Regions from separate parts of the Mus musculus genome. Here regions 2, 3 and 4 are each linked to region 1. The links are chromatin loops, found by intact Hi-C in ENCODE. Cell type or tissue: gastrocnemius. All regions are shown on one strand. Region 1 overlaps Asrgl1 (asparaginase like 1). Region 2 has its middle 6.8 kb from the start of Lrrn4cl. Region 3 holds the start of Slc3a2 (solute carrier family 3 (activators of dibasic and neutral amino acid transport), member 2). Region 4 overlaps Bscl2 (Berardinelli-Seip congenital lipodystrophy 2 (seipin)).

Region 1 (5,000 bases):
TTCTCTTGCAGAAAATCTGGGTTCAGTTTCCAGGGCCCCTCCAAAATGGTGTAACTAAAATTCTTTTCTGACTCATGTGGGCAGCAGGCACATGTGATGTGAATACATACACACTTGCAAACCATTCAAACACATACAAGTTTTAAAAAGTTACACACACACACACACACACACACACACACACTTTAGCATGTCTGGTCTCATTTTGGGAGAACTGTAGGATAAGTGTGTAGGTCGATGCTGAGGACCCTTCCCTATTACTTTCCATCTTGATTTTTGAGGCAGGGTCTCTCATTGAACACAGAGATTGACATTTTGGCTAGACTGGTTGCCAGAGGCCCTTGGGACCTTTTTTGTTTCTGCTTCCCAGGTTTGGCATTACATGTCTGTAACACAACCCATGGATTTTTTTTACACAGGTGCCGGAGAGATAAGAACTCAGGACTTCTTGCTTGAACATCAAGCTTTTCCCCTCTGAGCCATTTTTCAAGCAGCTACTTTGTTGCAGGTCATTTTTCTCTTAAAAATACTTAATGAAAGACTGCTGACCTTTGAGAATCCAGGACCTGTCCCCTTCTGGCATGTAGGTATACATGCAGACAGAGCACTCCTTATATTAAAAGAAAAATAATTAAAAATCCTTCCAGAGGTCCTGAGTTCAATTCTCAGCAACCAGATAGTGGTGGCCTATGACCATCTATAAAGGGAGCCGATGCCCTCTTCTGGCATGTAGATATGCAGGCAGACAGATCACCCTGCATAAAAAAAAAGCATTGGGGACCTGCCCTAGGTACTAAGTGGTGACTATTGAGCCTTCTAGGATGAGAAGACTCAAACTATTGTTTTTATTTGACAGGGTCTCATATAGCCCAGGCTGGCCTCAAACTCCTTATATGGCTGAGGTCACCCCTGAAACTCCAGAGCCTCCTGCTTTACCAAGTGCTGGGAATATAGCTGTGTGTCATTGTACCTGCCTCCAACCTCTTTTCTTCTTGGCACCAAATTATAACCTCAGAACCCAAGTTCCTGAGTTCTGTATAGAATCTACAAAGTGCCGGTAAGAGCATAGTAGATGTTAAATCTGAGATGATGTTAAGTTCTCATCCACACTTGTTTTATTTATCAATCTAATCATGTTACTTTCTAGACTCTGTACAGAAGTCAGGAGCTTTGGTTCTGAAAACCCAATTTCATTTTAATATTGGGTTGATGAAAAGCAGAATTTGAAGGATAAAGTTATTAGGATATGTTGGTTTTCCCAACCTCTGACCCAGAATGCTTTTGGGCTGCCCCTAGATCTGGATGACATCTGGCTGGGGGCCACAGGACTTGTGAATGGGGAAGTTGACATAAACACATTTAACATGCCCCGAGGGACTCTCTTTAGCTCCACACTCCCACCCCTGCCAAAGGTCTGGATGCCTGAGTTTTCTTTTCACATTTCTGACTCCTTGGGACACAGAACTCACTATGGCTCAACTCTCCCTGGATGTCTGAATGTGGCATTTAAGCTGTGGAAGGAGTCACACAAATGACACCCATAAACCACACCCACCTGTCCCAGTCCTGTTGATGGCCCAAACATCCTCCCTGCTCCATTCCTGACCTGGGTTGCCTCTGATTTCTGCTGGCCCTCACTCCTCTCAGGGAGCAGGACACCTGTGGTTTGTGGGGGTAGCTCCCTGTTGCCCCAGAATAGCTACAGAATCTAAACACTGTGAGGATTTTGTGCAATGTTGACAGACGGGAGGTCTGGGAGGGGTAACCCCATCCAGCCTCCCTCACCCTCCATCTCTGATGACAGGGATGCATACCCCACTTTCCCCGCTGTGACAAGGAGCAAGTCAGAGAGTTTATTTATTTATTTATTTATTTATTTTTTGTTTTGTTTTGTTTTGTTTTTTGTTTTCCCGAGACAGGGTTTCTCTGTGCAGTCCTGGCTGTCCTGGAACTCACTCTGTAGACCAGGCTGGCCTTGAACCCAGAAATTCACCTGCCTCTGCCTCCCAAGTGCAGAGAGCTTATTTGAAAACACAAATTAAACCATTTTCTGAGCAGCAGCTACAAGGTAGAGGCCCTCTCTTACCTGGGAGAGGGCTGGCTTCCATGTCTCTTGTTGTACAGTTGCCTAGGTTCTCGTCTTTTGGTTCTAATTATCCTACCATTTTGGCTTGTAGTGACCAAATGGCAATTTACCTGTCTTTGTAGCTGAAAGATATGACTAAAGGCAGGGGCCAGGACAGTTTGACCCTTGAACCCTGATGACCAGTAGCAGGCCTGGGTATTGTACAGCTCTGCTTTAAAATAAATTGTAGTGTTGGGTGGAAAGGAGGGTTGTGATGAGGAACCCTGTCAGTTTCAGATGCTGTATAGGCCAGACTCCTCTTGGGTGCCTATAAGCTGCCTATATATTGTAGTTTGCTGCCCTCTTGTGGTGTAGAGGTGCTCATACAACTGGTGGTCATTTTTTCTTGGACAGTTATTTGCTAGTTAGTAACACATGAGATAATAACGAGAACTATTTGTGGTCTCAATGGTGGTCTTCCATTTCTAGTGAAATACTTATGGATTTCACTAGAAAACACACACTGGGATTTTACAAAGGGGTGGACCATCAGGTACCCCAGGACCACGCTGCTCAGTCCAAGAAGTCAGAGCAGAGTACCTACAGGTCTGCTAACCAGGGCTACCTCTCTTGTGCATGGTAAAATGGACAACTTCAAGATAAGACCTTCCACTTGCTTCTCTGCTCCCATCCCCTTTCCCTCCGAATATCTAGGGACTGTTATTTTCTCCAAAGGGTCTCTTCTCTCTTCAGCCCTACCATGGCTGCTGCTTCGTCTACTCTTACCTTCTCTGGTTCACAGGGCAGATCTCAAGCCTCTTCCTCAGTAACTCAGAATATGACTACATTTGGGGACAGGATCACCAAAGGAGGAATGAACTTAAAATAAGGATGCCGTGGGGCTGGGGAAATCCAAATTCATGTGAGTACAAGAGGAGGGCTCTTTGTGTTCTAAAAACCTCTCACCAGGCAGGATGGTGCATGTCTATAGGCCTACAATCTCAGCACTTAGGAGGCTGAGGCTGAAGGATTGAGAAGTTAAAGGTCAGATTGTGCTATACAGAAAGATTCCATTACAAACAAAACAAAACAAAAAACAAAAACCCTAACAAAGCAACAATATTCTCCAAAGCCCCCACCAACCAACCAACCAACCAACCAACCAACCAACCAACCAACCAACAAACCAGTCAAAGAACCAGAAACAAGCAAAACCCCCATTTGTTGATGTTGGATTTCCAGTGTCTAGAACTGAGAGAACATATTTCTGAAAATTAAGTCACCCAGCCTGAAGCATCTTACTGGGGCAGCGCTAGCAAGCAAGCAAGCAAGCAAGCAAGCAAGCAAGCAAGCAAACAAACAAACAAACACACCTCTTAACAATATGCTTTCCGAGAATCAGCAGCTGCGGCATACGAGGCTTTCAAGTTTCTAAATGCATAATTGTTCTCACACTGGGGACTGGTTATCATTTTTGAATTTGTCCAGAGGATCCTTATGATACCCTAAGTTTTTCTTCACTTTCATTTAATCTTCAGAGTTCTAGAGGGTTTTCATAGATGAGAAATTCTCCAAAGCTAATGTTCCCAGGATCCTCTGGGAAGTGAGGAGAGGCAGCTTCAAGCTCAGTTCTCAGACTCCTCAGCACTCTCTTTAATGCAGGGCAGATACAGGCTCACAAGAGGGTCTGGGGTCAGGACACACTATGAACTTGAGCAACGTGTTGGGAGACAGCCATGAGTCTGGCTGAGACTTGGAAATGCCTTAACACACTCAGAGAAAGTTCAATGCTCTAAAACACTCCCTACTAAACTCCACGAGGCAGGATATACTGCCACACTTACATTTCTGCAAAAGGTCCTCTCAACTATTATATCTGCCTGCGCTAAAGGACCAAGAAGGGAGCTTGTATCTGTTCTGGTCTTGGTCAAAGTGACACCTAACCACACTCTTTTCTTTCAAAAAATAAATTTTATTAGTGGCACGTTAAAGGTAATCAGTTTCTTCCCAGAGAGAAGGGGATCCCTGCTAGACTAAGAAGCTGAGCAGACACATCACGGCAGACATGCCATTTCCTGAGTGCTGACAGGTGCACAGAGTGCTCTCCACCGAGGAGACTGCTTTCTGCGTCATGCTCACCACCCTGAACATTTGATTCACTGCGCTTGGGACTGTCCTAAAGCGCTGGCAGCTACTCCTTAGTGACTCACGGTGTCATCTCTCCAGCCATCTGCCACCCCCGCTGTTGGAGAGGCTGGAAATGTCATGTGCCCTATCAAGCCCCAATGAGGACAACTGGGGCTGGTTCAGGTGGGGCTGGCTTTTGGGAGCCAAGAAAAATCCCAGACATTAAGAAACTCCAATAGTCTACAGCTCGGGCAGCAAGGGAGACTCTTCAAGTGCCCAGATATGTGTTGGAGAAGTTTGAGCTTTTTGGATAAAGATCCACTCCCCCCTCACAGACAAAGAGAACCTTCTTGAACATCTTGTCCAGTGTTCCTGTGACTAAGAATGAACTCTGTAACATTTTGAGCTTCACCTGGACCTGGGTCTTTCTTACACTTTTTTTTTTCAGTCCTTCTTCCCACACTCCCCTAGCCTAGCCTCTGCAAAGTGCCATTCTCCCAATCCAAATGGCACTTCTATAGCTCAGAGGCAGTTCCGTGGGTCAAAATCTAACACCTCCTTTCTAGCCTTACATGATGGAGATGTAGGCTCCTCAAGGCTTCCATTTTCCCTGGTCTTAATACAGGCAGGCATCTCTCATCGCTTCAGAACCCGACCCTCAACCAAGCATTCATTGATTTACTGATCAAGGCAACAAAAGGAGGGACAGACTGCGTAAGTTTTCCATGTCTACATCTAATTGATTAAGTTAGGTCTTCACACCAGGTAGCTCAGCTTCACGTCCAGGCTAGCAAGGTAGGTCCCTTGT
Region 2 (5,000 bases), 250 kb before region 1:
AGCAACCAGCTATGATTTTTCTTGTGCTCTGGCAGCACATAATTCTGGGGACTTTTGATAGGGTATAAAAATGCCAGAGCCCCAAGAGGTTGCAGGGGCTGCTGCAGCAGGCTGATTCCTACTGTTGCTTTTGCTGTTTGCTGGATTGCTGGTTGGAGATATCCTGAAGATTGGACTTGTCCCAAGGAACTTGATGCTAATAATCAGCAGGAAGTAGTCTAAAGAGATTTATGCCTCTAGGCTGGAGAAATGGCTCAGCGGTTAAGAGCACTGACTGCTCTTCCAGAGGTCCTGAGTTCAATTCCCAGCAACCACATGGTAGCTCACAACCATCTGTAATGGGATCTGACACCCTCTTTTGGTGTGTCTGAAGACAGCAACAGTGTACTTGTATACAATAAATAAATAAATAAATAAATAAATAAATCTTTTTTTAAAAAAGAGAGCGATTTATGCCTCCTTTTCCCTTTAACCTTTCTTGTCTACCTAGTGTTGGGTTGAAAGGGATTGGGGTGGAATAAGAGTGGTAGATAAAAGAACCCATGGTAGCCAAAAAGTATAGTTATGGTAATAAGTGGCGCCAAATGGGCACTAGGCAGAATGGGAAACATGATTTTCCCTCCCCCACTACTTTGCTCCCAGAGAGGATTTTCTATTTCTTCTTCCTCTTCTTCTTCCTTCTCTTCCTCTTCCTCCTCCTCCTCCTCCTTCTTCATGTCCTGTCTCAAAGCTCAACAAAGGTTGAGAGAATGAATGACTGAGCAGTTTGAAAAGTTGTGAATGGTCTATCGAAAAACAAAACAAAACAAAACAAAACAAAACAAAAAAGTTGTGAATGGAAATGAAGGAATAAAAATGATAAAATGGGAAACCAGAAAAGTCTATTCTCTCATTTCTGAAAGGGTTACAGAAGTGACCATGCAACTGGAGAGGTTTCAGGTAGAGGTAGAAGCACTTGGGCAGAGAGTAGTGCCAGAAAAAGTATAAATAAAAGGTTCAGATCTGGCGACTGAGAGTGGGAGCTTCAGGCTGATTTGAGAGAAAGGGTTATCCTTGAGCCAAATGTGCTGCCAGAGGAGGGAGGGGCCTGGGATTACAAAGTCACCATCAGTTTTCCCAGTACATTGTACAGCACAGGACTGCTAATGGTGCTGATCATGATGAGATAATGTGGCATCCTATAGAAAAGATAGATCTGAGGTATTTTAAAGAAGCTCTTATTTCCAATGGAATGCATTCTCATTACGTAAAATGAATATTAAGTAACTGGGCTAACCAAAATAGAATTATTTCCCAATATTGGAAGGAATTGGTGATAGCTGTGCTAGAGACTGGTCAGCGGTTACAATGGTTAACTTGGTGGAGGGAGGAAGCCAGGAATACTGAATACCATAGAGCAAGAGGAGTGAATATCACTAAAGATCAACTGCTAGGTGAAGGACAGTATTCTGACCTAAAGAACAGATTCAGTTTGACATTGTTCTAGCATAATGTCGCTAGATGGCTATAAGAGCTTGGGGTGAAGATGAGGAGCCTGGGAAAAGGTTCACCTCATTCACTAAGATTCTCCAAGGCTCTGAGGAAGCCTTCACAGCGTTCTTACAAAGATTGGTCTCAGCTGTAAACAAAGCCATATCAGACCCTGATGTGAGACAGTGCCAATGGATGAGTGGATAAGAGACCCAACTGATCATGTCTCTGTTTACAATTTCTCACTAAGCACAGTACAATTAATGGCATAAAACAGAAGGGGCAATGCAGTGAGAATTTTGGTTTCTTTAAAAGCACAGTTATGGGAGGCAGAGGCAGGCAGATTACTGAGTTCGAGGCCAGCCTGGTCTACAGAGTAAGTTCCAGGACAGCCAGGGCTACACAGAGAAACCTGGTCTCGAAAAACAAAAAAATTAATAAATAAATAAATTGATTAATTAATTAAAAACACAGTTATGTTATTGGAATGTGTTTCTGTTTTAACCCCAGGTGTGGGATATGGGACTGCTTCAGATATGGAAGGAAGTCTGAGGGGTTAGTGATTAAACTACAAAATTGTCTACCAATGGCTTCTGATGTGGTCACTAAATATGGCAGTCAAATAATGGAAGACCGGCCACGCAGCGGTGGTGCACGCCTTTAACTCCAGCACTTGGGAGGCAGAGGTTGGTGGATCTTGGGTTTTGAGGCCAGTGTGGTCTACAAAGCAAGTTCCAAAAACAGTCAGAGCTACACAGAAACTCTGGGGTTTTGTTGTTTTGATGCTATTATTTTATTTTAATTAATTAATTAATTAATTAATTAATTAATTTTTGGGTTTTTCGAGACAGGGTTTCTCTGTGTAGCCCTGACTGTCCTGGAACTCACTCTGTAGACCAGGCTGGCCTGGAACTCAGAAATCCACCTGCCTCTGCCTCCGGAGTGCTGGGATCAAAGGCGTGCACCACCACGCCTGGCTGATGTTTTTATTTTTTTTAATTATTTATTTAATATATATGGATATTTTGCCTGCCTCTATGCCTATGTGCCATGTAGGTGCTTGGTTCCAGAGGAGGCCAGAAGAAGGCATTGGACACCCTGGGACTAGAGTTACAGGTAGTCCTGAGCAACCATGTGGGTGCTGGAAATTCAATCCTGGTCCTCTGGAAGAACCGCCAATCTTCTTAACTACTGAGCCATTTCTCCAGACCTTTTGACCCTAAAGTTTATCTGGAAGAAATTATTTTACATATTTTGAAGCTTCTAATTCTCTTAGTCAGCAAAACGAAGTATTCCAAATACACAAATGTGTCCCACGTGAGCACACACTCTCTCCTGCAGAGGGAGCCACTGACCGCAGAGGATAGGCAGTAAGTACTATAGGGATCATGCTGGGATTTACCAGAATTTAGTATTTTCCTACTTTTTGAGAGATTCTGTTTCCTTTTTTTTTAAGCATAATTTATAATTGATTTATATTATTATTTTTTGACAGGTTCTTTTTACATAGTCCTGACTCTCCTGGAATGTGAGGCTGGTTTCAAACTCACAGACATTCTCCTGTCTCTGCCTCCCAAATGCTAAGATTAGAGTCATGTGTGACCATGCCTGGCCCAGTATAATTAATTTTTAAATAAAATGAAGCTTAATATATATACAACCAAAACCATTTGTTTGGTTGGTTGGTTGGATTTTTATTTATTTGTTTTTGTTTTTGTTTTCTTGAGATAGGGTTTCTATGTTGCCTTGGCTGCCCTGGAACTTGCTGTGTAGTCCAGGCTGGCCTCAAACTCAGAGATCCACCTGCCTCTGCAGTCTGAGTGCAGGGATTAAAGACTCACACCACCACTACCACCTGGTATCCAAAACCTTTCTTTTTTTTTGTTTTTGTTTTTGTTTTTGTTTTTGTTTTTTTGTTTTCTGAGACAGGGTTTCTCTGTATAGCCCTGGCTGTCCTGGAACTCACTCTGTAGGCCAGGCTGGCCTGGAACTCAGAAATCCACCTGCCCCTGCCTCCCAAGTGCTGGGATAAAAGGCATGCGCCACTATTGCCTGGCTTCCAAAACCTTTCTAATGAAGTTTGGAGAATTACTGTGAGAAATTGTGATTTCTCAGTAAATGCAATAAAGATTTTAGCAAATTCCAAAATAAATAAATAAATAAATAAATAAATAAATAAATAGCTGGAGAAATGCCACTTCCGCTAAGAGCTCTTGCAAACATGGCAGCTAACAGCCTTCTCTAACTCCATTCCAGGGAATCCATCCCCAGCTCTGGCCTTCACAGACAATGCACACACATGGTGCACAGACATACACTCAAGCAAAACACCCACACTAGTAAAATAAAAATAAATCTAAGCTAGGTATGGTGATTCGGGTCTTTAATTCCAGTACCCAAGAGGCAGAGGCAGGGAGGATTTCTATGATGTTGTTAGGTTAAGGTCAGCCTGGTAAAGAGAATGAGTTCCAGGGCTATGTAGAGAGAGACCCTGTCTCCAAACAAACAACAACAAAACCACCCATACACAAAAAATAAAAAGCAAATCAGGCTGCTGGAGAGGTGGCTCAGAGGTTAGGAGCACTGACTGCTGTTCCAGAGGTCCTGAGTTCAATTCTCAGCAACCACATGGTGGCGCATAACCATCTGTAATGAGATCTGGTGCCTTCTTCTAACTATAGAGACATACATGCAGGCAGAACACTGTATACATAAGGCTAGAGAGATGGTTCAGATGCTAAAGGCCAGGCTCACACCAAATAGGCAAGAATTTGGTTCTTGGTACCCACAGCTATCTCTCCAGCTAACTTTGAAAAATTAAGTAGGGGCCAGAGAGATGGCTCAGGAGTTCAGGGCACGATTGACCCCTCCAAAGAACTACATGGTGACTCACAACCATCTGTAACTACAGTTCCAAGGATACATAACCCTCTTCTTGCCCCGATGGGAAACAGGCACTAAATGGTTCGCAGACAGACATGGAGGTGAAACACCCATATACATAAAATAAAAATATGTCTACAAATAAAATAAAACAGGCTGGAGAGGTGGCCCAACAGTTAAGAGCACTGACTGCTCTTCCAGTAGGTCCTGAGTTCAATTCCCAGCACCAACATGGTGGCTCAAAACCATCTATAATAGTGTGTCTGAAGACAGCTACAGTGTACTCATATACATTAAATAAATAAATAAATAAATAAATAAATAAATAAGTCTTTTTAAAAAATACAGTGCCAGGCACAATAGATCATATTTGTAATCTCAACACTAAGGAGGCAGAGACAGGTGGACCCCTGGAGTTCAGTGACAAGCCAGGCTTAATTAACAAAGTTCAGGTCAATGAGATAACCTGTTTCCTGAGTCAAGTTTGACTGCTAGTCTTCACATGTCCCTCTCACACATCCACACAAATACAAACACATACATGCACACACACCTTCCTATGGATGTGAACACATACCCGCAGCAAGCATATACTTACGTGCACACACACACATGCACAAGGATGTACACACAAGTGTTTAAAAATC
Region 3 (5,000 bases), 400 kb before region 1:
ACTGGGAAACCAGTCAGGTCAGGGTTCCCACAGAGAAAGAAAAGACTTCCTATCACAAAAAGAAAAATTAAACTTCCAGTTCCAGACTGACATCTGAGAAATTCCCTTCCTGGCACAGCCTCACTTCTAGAGTAAAGGAAACACATACACACACACACACACACACAAAGCAGTCAGAACAGAAACAAGAAGAACACCGTGCACCTGGGCCTATCCCTCCGGCTATGGGAAGAGGTATTCCTGCTTGGGAGAACCACACAGTGCACAGGAGGCTTGCTGTGAATAAATCCACACAGCACCAACATCTGTATGCTGTCGGCCATAAAACCTCACCTTCATTTTGGTGGCTACAATGTCAGCCTGAGCAGGGAGGAACCACGCATTCTGGCCCTGGTAGTTGGGAGTGAGGTCCAAAATGATGTGAATGCCTAGAAAAATAACGAGTTGAGAGAACTCCTTTGGGGAAGAAGAGGAAACAAGGAACTTGAACACAGGTTACTAGGTGAACCTACATACGGTTTGCACAGAATCTGAAGGAAACCCACAAAAGCCCTCAGGTGGTTTTATACTAGAGCAGTTCCTCCTCCGCCCACACACACACACACACACAAGTTTCCATACTGAGGTTTTGGTTTCTTTCTTATTTTCCCCTCCCATGAAGTCAGGGTTCTGTGTATGTGGGCGGGCTGCCTGAGGATAAATAAGCCCCTACATCTCCTTCCCAAGTGTGGGGTTATAGGCACATGCTGCTTGTGTTGTGCTGAGGAATCAAACTCAGGTCTTCATGGATCCTAGACAAGCACTCTTACAAACTGAGCTACGTTGTCAGCCCTCTATAGTGAACTCTAAAGCAGCATTTGAATCTCTTCTATATATAGGATCTACTTTATACATTTAAAAGCCATTTATTTTATCGAGCCATGGTGACACACTTAAGTCTAGCACTCGGGACCAGGGGAGCTCTGTAAACTCTCATCCGGCCTGGTCATGGTAGTCAGGTACAGGCCAACCAATTACATGGTGAGACCCTACCTGAGAACCAAAACCAAAATAAATACATAAAAATTACGCTCACGCATGAAGCACATTTTTTAGTGTAAATCATAACATATTCCCCCTTGTGCCTGACACAAAAAAACTGAGCCAGTTAGGAGAAAAATCAGACAAAAACTCTATCCTGTTTCTGGGCCAGAATGCCAAACCCTTTCTAGTTCCTTAGAAAGACCTACTCTTTTTCTTGGCACTTTGTAGAAGGTCTTTAAAATCTTCCTGGGAGCCCAAAGTGGGATTAATCTGTTTCAGGTCGGTTTCATTGATTTCATCCTTCTGGTTCTTGTGAATTGGGCCTAACACCAGGCCCTTCACCTTCAGGGTGCTCAAGTACTCCAGATGGCTCTTCAGACCTAGGAGGAGAGGGTTGGGTTAACCAATAGGGCATGAAAAGCCTCCAGCCTCCACATTCTCTCCACCACTTCCCGACTCCCTCTGACGCGGGTTGGATCATGAGACAAAGTAGCTGACGCAAGGAGTCTCACACATTACTTCAGAAACTGGTTTGAACTGGCTCAGGGCCGCGTGGTTGGGGGAGGGGAGAGGAGAAAGATGATGTGCTGAGTCAGGCACCCTTAGGAAGAAGTAGGGGTCCGGCTAGCGTTTTTTTTTTTTTTTTTTTAAAGAAAGGGGGGGGGATTTTTGCCAGGGAGTCGTCCCAAAAAAAATAGGTTGCAGTAAAGAATCACCAGCGTTCTAGAGAAGACGAGGAGGAAGGAAAAAAGCAGCAGAATGCCCGATTAAACGAGGGATTCATGGGGGCAAGGGATGAGGGTGCACACCCTACTCACCAGCTATGCCTCCCGCATCCCGGCCTACAAAGGCCTGAAGGTCGCCGATGCGGTAGAGGGCGCCCTTGTGCCACCACCTCTGTACAGGCAGCTCACGGCAGCGCGGCGCCCGAACGATGATAACCACGGCGCCCGCCAGCATGCCCAGCCAACCGAGCCAGAAGAGCAGCAGCAGCGCCCAGCGGGTGCGCACCCAGCCAGGGCTGCCCGCTACCTTCAGTAGCTCCTCCTTGGATAAGCCGGTGAACTTGACCCCGGCCTCCGTCTCGTCCTCCGCCACCTTGATCTTCACCAGACCGTTCTTCTCCCCGGCCGCCGCCCCGTCCGCTGCATTCATGGGCTGCTTCTCCGGTTCTAGCTCGTTCAGCTCCACATCTTTCATGTCCACTTCGGTGTCCTGGCTCATGGTGCCTGCAGAAACGGTGACACGACACGGCCTGTAGTCAGTGAGGCAGCTCTAATCCTGCCTGGATCCCCGTTCAGAGAGGCGTCCCGTGGCCGTGAGGCTAGCAGAGCTTCCTAACTGCTTCTGCCGCTGGGCGGGTGTGGCGGCGGGGAAGTGACCCAGGACTCCGCCCCGGTCCGCCTCTTAAAGAGATGCAGAGAAGTCTTTTCGCACCTCCAGCCTCGCTGAATACTCCCGTCTATCCCTAACGCTTATTCCTGCAAGAGTCTGGGAAGGGGAGCTTGTGGTCAGAAACCCTTAGAATAACAAACGTGAATTTGTCTTGACCAGGTTTCAAAGCCCCTCCTCCGACCTTCCGGCCCCTTACCCTGCGAGGCCTCTTTTCTCTCCACAAGATGACACCAGTCTCCATCCACATCGTGATCCCTTCGCCCCAAGCACGGCTCAGGCTGATCTCCCCAACTTCACACAGACCTTGGCACTACATCTCACTTCTGCTTTACGTACATCTTCTCATACTCCGGACTTAGCTGAGTTCCTGGATTCTCCTCGGGGCTTACACGTACTCACCTTTCAAGACTCCTTGAATTTAATTCCTCAGGCAGCAACTATTTACTGGGCACCCACTCCAATCCTTTGCTTCATCAACTGCATAGGATCAACTCTAATCCGTTCTTCTTGATTTTAAAATTCAACTGCAGAATTGAAGTGGTCACTACCCTTATTATCTTACCCTAGTTACTAGCAAGAATGTTGGATTACTGGGAATCAGGCATCCAGAAGAGATTAATGGGGCTGTAATAAACATTCCGAAGGTATTGAGGCACCTACCCTTTTAATATACAAGCTGTTCTAACTCTTTTTTTCTTTTTTTTTTAACTATTTACTATTTTTTAACTATTTACTCACTTATTATATGTGACTACACTGTAGCTGTCTTCAGATGCACCAGAAGAACTATTTACTCACTTATTATATGTGACTACACTGTAGCTGTCTTCAGATGTACCAGAAGAGGGCGTCAGAACTCGTTACAGATGGTTGTGAGCCACCATGTGGTTCCTGGGAATTGAACTCGGGACCTTTGAAAGAGCAGTGAGTGCTCTTAACTGCTGAGCCATCTCTCCAGCCCCTGTTCTAACTCTTAACCACCTTGCAATAACTCTCAAACCCTCTAGTGTGCCGGGCTACATCAGTTGACTATGCTAGGCCCTGGAACCAGCTTAGTTCCCTCACACTTTGAAAGTTTCTCAAATTCCCCCGGCAGAGGTCCTTGGCAAGAGGAAGGGTAAATGGGGCAGACTGGGTTAGCAGCAGGGACAAGTGAAAAGTGAACATCAACTCTAGGAGGTGCCAACAATTTCAGGAACTTTGTGTTCCAATTAGGTTATTTTCAGAGAGAATCGGAAGGAAACAACAGGTCCTTTCTCCCTCTCCCCACGTAGGCCGGCAGCCAAGATTGCTATGTATTTGGAAGAAAGCAGAAGCCAAGGCCAGAACAGTAGAGAGGAAGGGATATGAAAAGTCTCATCACCTGCCACTGTCCTTTTGAATTCCCAAAGTCCTCCCCGGCCTCACTAGAGAAAAGTCTATACACCAGCTCCTAGGAAGAGGGAAGAGGCTAAGGGTCATGCTAGTGTTCATAGTTGATAAGAGTCCTACCTTGCCCTGGGCATGACAGATAAGAAAAGTCCAATGCAGAGTTTATACACAGCGTGAAAGCTCAAGGTTTGTGGACTGTGAAGCAGAAGCACTCCTTGAAAGGGTTTGATGAAATGCTCATTAGAAACATGGTGTTTCAATCAACCAAACTGAAAACAAGATGGATCAAACCAACCAGATGTTCATCTGGAGCCGGGCGTGGTGGCGCACACCTTTGATCCCAGCACTCGGGAGGCAGAGGCAGGTGGATCTCTGAGTTCGAGGCCAGCCTGGTCTACAGAGTGAGTTCCAGGACAGCCATGGCTACACAGAGAAACCCTGTCTCAAAAAACCAAACCAAAGGGCTGGTGAGATGGCTCAGTGGGTAAGAGCACCCTACTGCTCTTCTGAAGGTCCGGAGTTCAAATCCCAGCAACCACATGGTGGCTCACAACCATCCATTAACGAGAGCGTCTGAAGACAGCTACAGTGTACTTACATATAATGAATAAATAAATCTTTAAAAAAAAAAAGACCAAAAAGAGAAAAAAGATGTTCCTCTGGTGAAGGTGCCTAGCCAGCAAACCTGAGCTCACTCCTCAGTGATCAGTGAAGATCAGTGAAAGGAGAACTGATTCCCAGGAGCTGTCTTCTGCCCTCCACACATGCGCACTGCCCTCCACACATGCGCACTGCCCTCCACAAAGTAAGTAAAATTTAAGGTAACACAGTATCTCCCCGCCCCCACCTCCAAGTGGCAGAAATCTATTCCTAAGCATCTTAGAGAGGAGACGTGAGCTCCCATCAGTCTTTTCAGCAGCACCCTTCCTAATCACTACTGTTCAGCCACAGCAGCTTTCTAGCACCTGCCAGAGTCACGACACACAGGGTGTTTCCATTCTTAATGCCTCCTGTGCATGCTGTCCTGCTGTTTGGATCTTCCTGCTAAGTTACTCTTCCTCCTTCAAGCTCTGACTCAAGTGACAGCATCTCTCAATGCTCTACGTAGATTGCTTTCCCTTACCAGGGATAGAACACAATAACTAACACAGTTGACTATATAAACTTAAAGGACTGACGATGCAGTTCAGAAGACCGGTGCTTTCCTACCA
Region 4 (5,000 bases), 270 kb before region 1:
TGCACAGAGAAACCCTGTCTCGAAAAAAAAAAAAAATCACTTTTAGACCAAGTAGGGCTCAGCGTCTGTTCTGTTGAGGTTGCATGAAACCTTTGAGCCAATTCAACTGCCATGGCATCTAAGAATTACACTGGCTTTATTAACACGTGAGCTATTAGGAAATACCTCCTTTGCCTTTTAGTGTACTGCCACTCACCCCCAATGGTACATTCAGTAACCCAAGGCAGTCCTACTGCTAACCTAGCCTTCGAGTTCATATCCATTTTACTCACACTGCCAAAGTCTCTGTATGTCTCCCAGCAATGGCTATGAGACAAATTAACATATACAGAAAACGCTTTTATGATCATTGGTTTAAAACCTTTTTTTCCCCTGTCCCAAATCCCTAATCTTGTGTTGTCATTTCTAAGGTAGACCCATGTAAACACTTAGGGAACATGAATCCTTTTTTAATAATTATTTTTGTTTCATGTGCATTGGTGTTTTGCCTGCCCGTGTGGTTGTGTGAAGGTGTCAGATCCCCTGCAACTGGAGTTACAGGCGGTCGTGAGCTGCCACGTGGTTGCTGGGAATTGAACTCAGGTCCTCTGCAAGAGTAACCAGTGCTCTTGACCAATGGGCCATCTCTCCAGCCCCAAGGGAGCACGAGTCTTACATACATGGGGTATATGTATGTATACTGAGGTAGGAGCTGTGTACCATATACTATGTGCAGTTTTGCGTATAATTTATCTTTAAAAGACATATCCATAGGTCCTTTAGGATGAATTTCTTTTTCCAACCTAGTCCAGAACTGCTGAATCAGACTCTTTAGGAGAGGGACCCTAAAATCCACATGCCCTGAGATCTTCAAGGGAGCCTATAGAAACCCTGAGTGTCCTTCGGCTCCTCCCTATGGGTTCTGTTCTCATGAGGAAGAGAATGAAAGTCTTATTAGGATCTCCTGACTCTAGTGTCCACTTCTGTTCTCCATTTCCTGTAATGGGGAAAAGGGATGAGTGAGGGGAGGGGCCCTAGAGACTAGGTGTGTGAGCAGGTAGGCTGGGCAGGCTGGCACCTCACAAAGCATTGTTCATCCCTTCTCATTTAGGACAGACTGTGATTCCTCCACCGCCTCTCTCTGCTCTTTCCCTGTTGCCAATGTCTCACTGGCTAAGAGTGGACGTGATCGGGTGAGTATGAGAACTAGACAGAGGCTTTGATTGCTTGAGGAAGATGGGGAGAGCAGGGATTGAGCAACCGAGATTGAAGAGAAAGGCTCTGACGCAAACGGGTGGAAAAGAAAATCTGGAAGTTGGTCCCAGTCACTGTGATACATATCTGTAATGCCAGCACTAGGAGGAAAAAGACACAGGGAGATTATTCCAAATCTGATATCAGCTTGGGCTTCATAGCCAGACCCTATCTCTCTAGAGGCTCTGATAAAAAATAGAATTACAAGCTTAAAATGTCCCTTGATATCAAAAAATAAAACAAAAAAGGACTTTGAGAATTAATGTCATTTTTTATTAAATGAGGTTTTTCTAGTTGTCAGTCTTAACTTGAACATTTTTTTAAAGTGGTATTTAAGAAGAAACTGACTTTATAGTAGAATATCAGCTCTGGCACAGTGGCACACATCTATAATCACAATACTTAACATAGAAGGATGCTGCCCAGGCTGGCCTCGCACGCTGAGATCCACTTGCCTTTGCCTCCTAAGTGTGGCCATCACCACGCAAGGGAGGATATCTTGAGTTTAGGAGTTAAGAGCATCCTGAATAAGTTAGTTCAAGGCCTCTCATTAAAAAAAAAACAAAGGAGCTTGGGAGGTAGAGGCAGAAAGGCTAGCCTGGACTATTTAAAAAATAAAAAGTAGTTTACCTTAAAGTTATGGTCACTATGTCTCCGCCTCCTATGTGCTGGAGTTAAAGGTACGCCATGTACCAATCCAGACTGGAAGTGAGTAACCTCAGACGTGCTCGGCTTCCTAAGCGTTGGGATTGTTAGGAAGTGGGCACCACCGTGCCAGGCTTGGATTTCTTTTTTCTTTTTTTTTTTCTTACACACCAGAAGAGGGCTTGGGATCCCATTACAGATGGTTGTGAGTCACCATGTGATTGCTGGGAATTGAACTCAGGACCTCTGGAAGAGTAGTCAGTGCTCTTAACTGCTGAGCCATCTCTCCAGACCCTCTTAATAGGTTTATTAAGTTAAAATTTATATGAGATACAGTTTACCTCTTAAGGTATACAGTCGTCGTCATATCATTCGATGCATGTATTTGGGACAGAGTTTCACTATGTAGCCTTGGCTGGCCTGGAACTGGCCATTTCAACCAGGTTGGCCTTGAATCCACAGCTCTCCTCCTCCCTTTGGCCTCTTGTGTGCTGGGATTAAAACCATGCACTGCCGCCCCAGGCAGTTCTATTGTTTTTAATAAGTTCAGTGTTGCACGCATACTGATATAAATAGACAAACTTAATCTTTTTTTTAAATTAATAAGCACTCTGCCTTTAAAAATGAAGAAAGACCAGGATAACAAGATGATCTGCCACTGCAGTGATTGTGCAAGAGCTGACTAGGGAGGCAGAGCAGCACTTGCTTAATTAGCAAGTGAGGGCAGACTAGGCCCAGGGGGACAGCTCCGGCGGCACACAGGCCTGAATCACAGATGCCCCAGTTGGCAATGTGACTGTTCACTTTTGGAAAAGAAATGCAACAGGGCACTTCTCGTAAACATAGTAGTCCAAGACAGACCTAAGAGCTCACAGGGTGAATGTGGTGGTGCAAGCCTAAAATGTCAGCGCCAGAGGCTGAGGCAAGTGAAGTTCTATGAATTTGAGGCTTTGTAGTCAGTGCTTGGCTAGCCAGAGATATGTAGCAAGACCCACTTAAAACACAGGGTTCTCTACCTGACAACCCAACCCCTAGGCCCCAAATAAAATCAAACCAGCAAACAAAATAGAAGTCTGGAAAGCCAGGGTGTCCAGTGACCAGCAGGGGGCAGCATCAAATCATGATTAAACAATGAGAAGACCAAAGGGATTTTGTTGAGTTCTTAAGCAGAGACAGTACATTTTAAAAAAAAAAAAAATAGATTAAGACATACCAGGCACGGTGGCACATACCTTTAATCACAGCACTGGGGAGGCAGAGGCAAGCAGCTCTCTGAATTTGAGGCCAACCTGATCTACAGAGTGAGTTCCAGGCCAGTCTCAAAACACCACAATTTTTTTTTTTTTTTAACAAGATGTGTGTTACCTTGGGCAGGTACTGATGTATGGACAGCCATATCGAGTCACCTTAGAGCTTGAACTGCCCGAATCCCCTGTGAATCAAGACTTGGGCATGTTCTTAGTCACTGTTTCATGTTATACCAGAGGTGGCCGAATCATCTCCACTTCTTCACGCTCAGTAAGTGTTTATGGACAATACTGGAATGTTTGAACAATGATGGGAGAATCAGAATATCGGGCTAGTGTTTCAAAAGAAGACCTCCTTGGCTCTGAGATCAGGCCTAAACCAGATAAGTGAAGAAGCTGTTTAATAAGCTTAACATTTGCCAAACACTGGTATCCTATGGTGTGCCCAAATTCAGGGTAAATAATACAGGTATCCTTTTTTAAATTATTCATTTATTGTATGTATGTAAGTACACTGTCGCTGTCTTCAGACACACAAGAAGAGTGCATCAGATCCCATTACAGATGGTTGTGAGCCACCATGTGGTTGAACTCAGGACCTCTGGAAGAGCAGTCAGTGCTCTTAACCACTGAGCCATCTCCCCAGCCCAATACAGCTGTTCTTAAAACAAGCAGACACCAGAAACATACCAGCTTTGAGATAACTGACTTAATTGCTAGAGTTTTAGAGTAACTTCTTCCTAACAAGACTAGGAAGAAATGCTGGGTTCTTACTAGCATGTGTTGAACACTCATTCAACACTGAGCCCCATTGGTAAACTGTCAACAGAGTCACCACATTTGAGGAAAGCTTTAGGTGGGATGCTGGGACACAGATCCCAGCCCAGAAGGCAGACCACGTGCAAGCAGACTGCTTACCTCAGGGAGGTAATTTTTGAGAGGGGCTTTCTCTGTGTTGGAATTAGGAAATGGGGTCAGGAAGTAGGGAGTGTTACTAGAACAGGTGGAAAGGTTGGGTAGGTGGTGACTGGAAGTTAGAGAGAGAAAGTGAAGGAGCAGGGAGCCTGGAATGAGCGAGCGAGCGTGTTGCTTAGCATGGGCAGATGGACCCAGCGCCTGTCCCCAATCTGTCCTCTCGGCCGTCAGGTGATGCTGCATTACCGCTCGCAGCTGCTCCAGGTGCTCGACACGCTGCTGTTCTCCAGCCTCCTGCTGTTTGGCTTCGCTGAACAGAAGCAGCTCCTGGAAGTAGAACTCTACTCTGACTATAGGGAGAATTCGGTAAGTGGCTGACAGAGTTAGGAGACAACTCTTCAACGAGCCCAAGATTGTACCTGAGAAGCCCATGGACAGTCAACTGCAAGAGCCACAGACTGGAAGTAGACCTCATACTGACTCTGCTCTCACCTTGCACCCTCGCAGTATGTGCCAACAACTGGAGCAATTATTGAGATCCACAGCAAGCGCATCCAGATGTATGGAGCCTACCTCCGGATCCATGCCCACTTCACTGGGCTCAGGTAAAAAAGCCACGGAAGGAAACATCGACAGCTTTCCTATACCCTGCCCTAAAATGAAGAGAGTTCCAGGCAGAGGTGACCAGTAACAATCACATCATATTTTACAAAGGCCAGAGGTGGTTCTCCCTGGCTTCACTGTGCTTGTCACCTTTCAAGAGAGCTTCTTAAAAATGCCATGTGAAGGGGGCTTGGAGAGATGGCTCAGGGTTTAAGAGCACCCACAAGGTTAGTTCCAGGAGATCTCATTTATTCTTCTGGGGACACCAGGCATCCATGTGATATGTGTACGTACATCCAGGCAAATACTCAGACATATACAGATGTGAATATCCTGTAGGAGATGACAGACCCCTTC

Evidence for each region. A loop is a pair of places that touch in the nucleus more often than their neighbours do. Peaks named below come from ENCODE experiments on the same cell type or tissue, not always from the same donor. Only the 100,000 strongest peaks of a DNase experiment are listed, where the experiment ranks them.
Region 2: it touches region 1 in a loop (4-fold over the local background); 39 of 42 quality-filtered maps call a loop at or near these places.
Region 3: it touches region 1 in a loop (3-fold over the local background); 10 of 42 quality-filtered maps call a loop at or near these places.
Region 4: a loop joins it to region 1, with 6 times the contacts of the local background. A loop is called at or near these places in 37 of 42 quality-filtered maps.

Annotation. Positions count from the first base shown.
Region 1 is chr19:9,108,021-9,113,020 of GRCm38, forward strand. Asrgl1 (asparaginase like 1) reads right to left here. Exons shown (of 7, transcript NM_025610.3): 7 at 3,699-5,000. The coding sequence ends at 4,980. Among named protein-coding and RNA genes, the nearest start is that of Gm41805, 11 kb to the left of the region's middle. In gastrocnemius, CTCF peaks have their summits at 719 (motif pointing left) and 2,428 (motif pointing left); DNase peaks (open chromatin) are centred at 1,655, 2,412 and 4,281; H3K4me3 peaks cover 363 bases; H3K27ac peaks cover 3,030 bases.
Region 2 is chr19:8,855,094-8,860,093 of GRCm38, forward strand. No RefSeq gene overlaps it. Among named protein-coding and RNA genes, the nearest start is that of Lrrn4cl, 6.8 kb to the left of the region's middle. In gastrocnemius, CTCF peaks have their summits at 2,813 (motif pointing right) and 4,116; DNase peaks (open chromatin) are centred at 2,804 and 4,098; H3K4me3 peaks cover 109 bases.
Region 3 is chr19:8,711,501-8,716,500 of GRCm38, forward strand. Slc3a2 (solute carrier family 3 (activators of dibasic and neutral amino acid transport), member 2) reads right to left here and starts at 2,397. Exons shown (of 9, transcript NM_008577.4): 1 at 1,842-2,397; 2 at 1,230-1,403; 3 at 334-428. The coding sequence starts at 2,247. In gastrocnemius, a CTCF peak has its summit at 1,893; DNase peaks (open chromatin) are centred at 1,551, 1,921, 2,349 and 3,671; H3K4me3 peaks cover 3,550 bases; H3K27ac peaks cover 3,939 bases.
Region 4 is chr19:8,841,919-8,846,918 of GRCm38, forward strand. Bscl2 (Berardinelli-Seip congenital lipodystrophy 2 (seipin)) reads left to right here. Exons shown (of 12, transcript NM_001136064.3): 4 at 1,091-1,172; 5 at 3,253-3,396; 6 at 4,272-4,406; 7 at 4,548-4,645. Among named protein-coding and RNA genes, the nearest start is that of Gng3, 5.2 kb to the left of the region's middle. In gastrocnemius, a CTCF peak has its summit at 2,961 (motif pointing right); DNase peaks (open chromatin) are centred at 2,683 and 2,981; H3K27ac peaks cover 535 bases.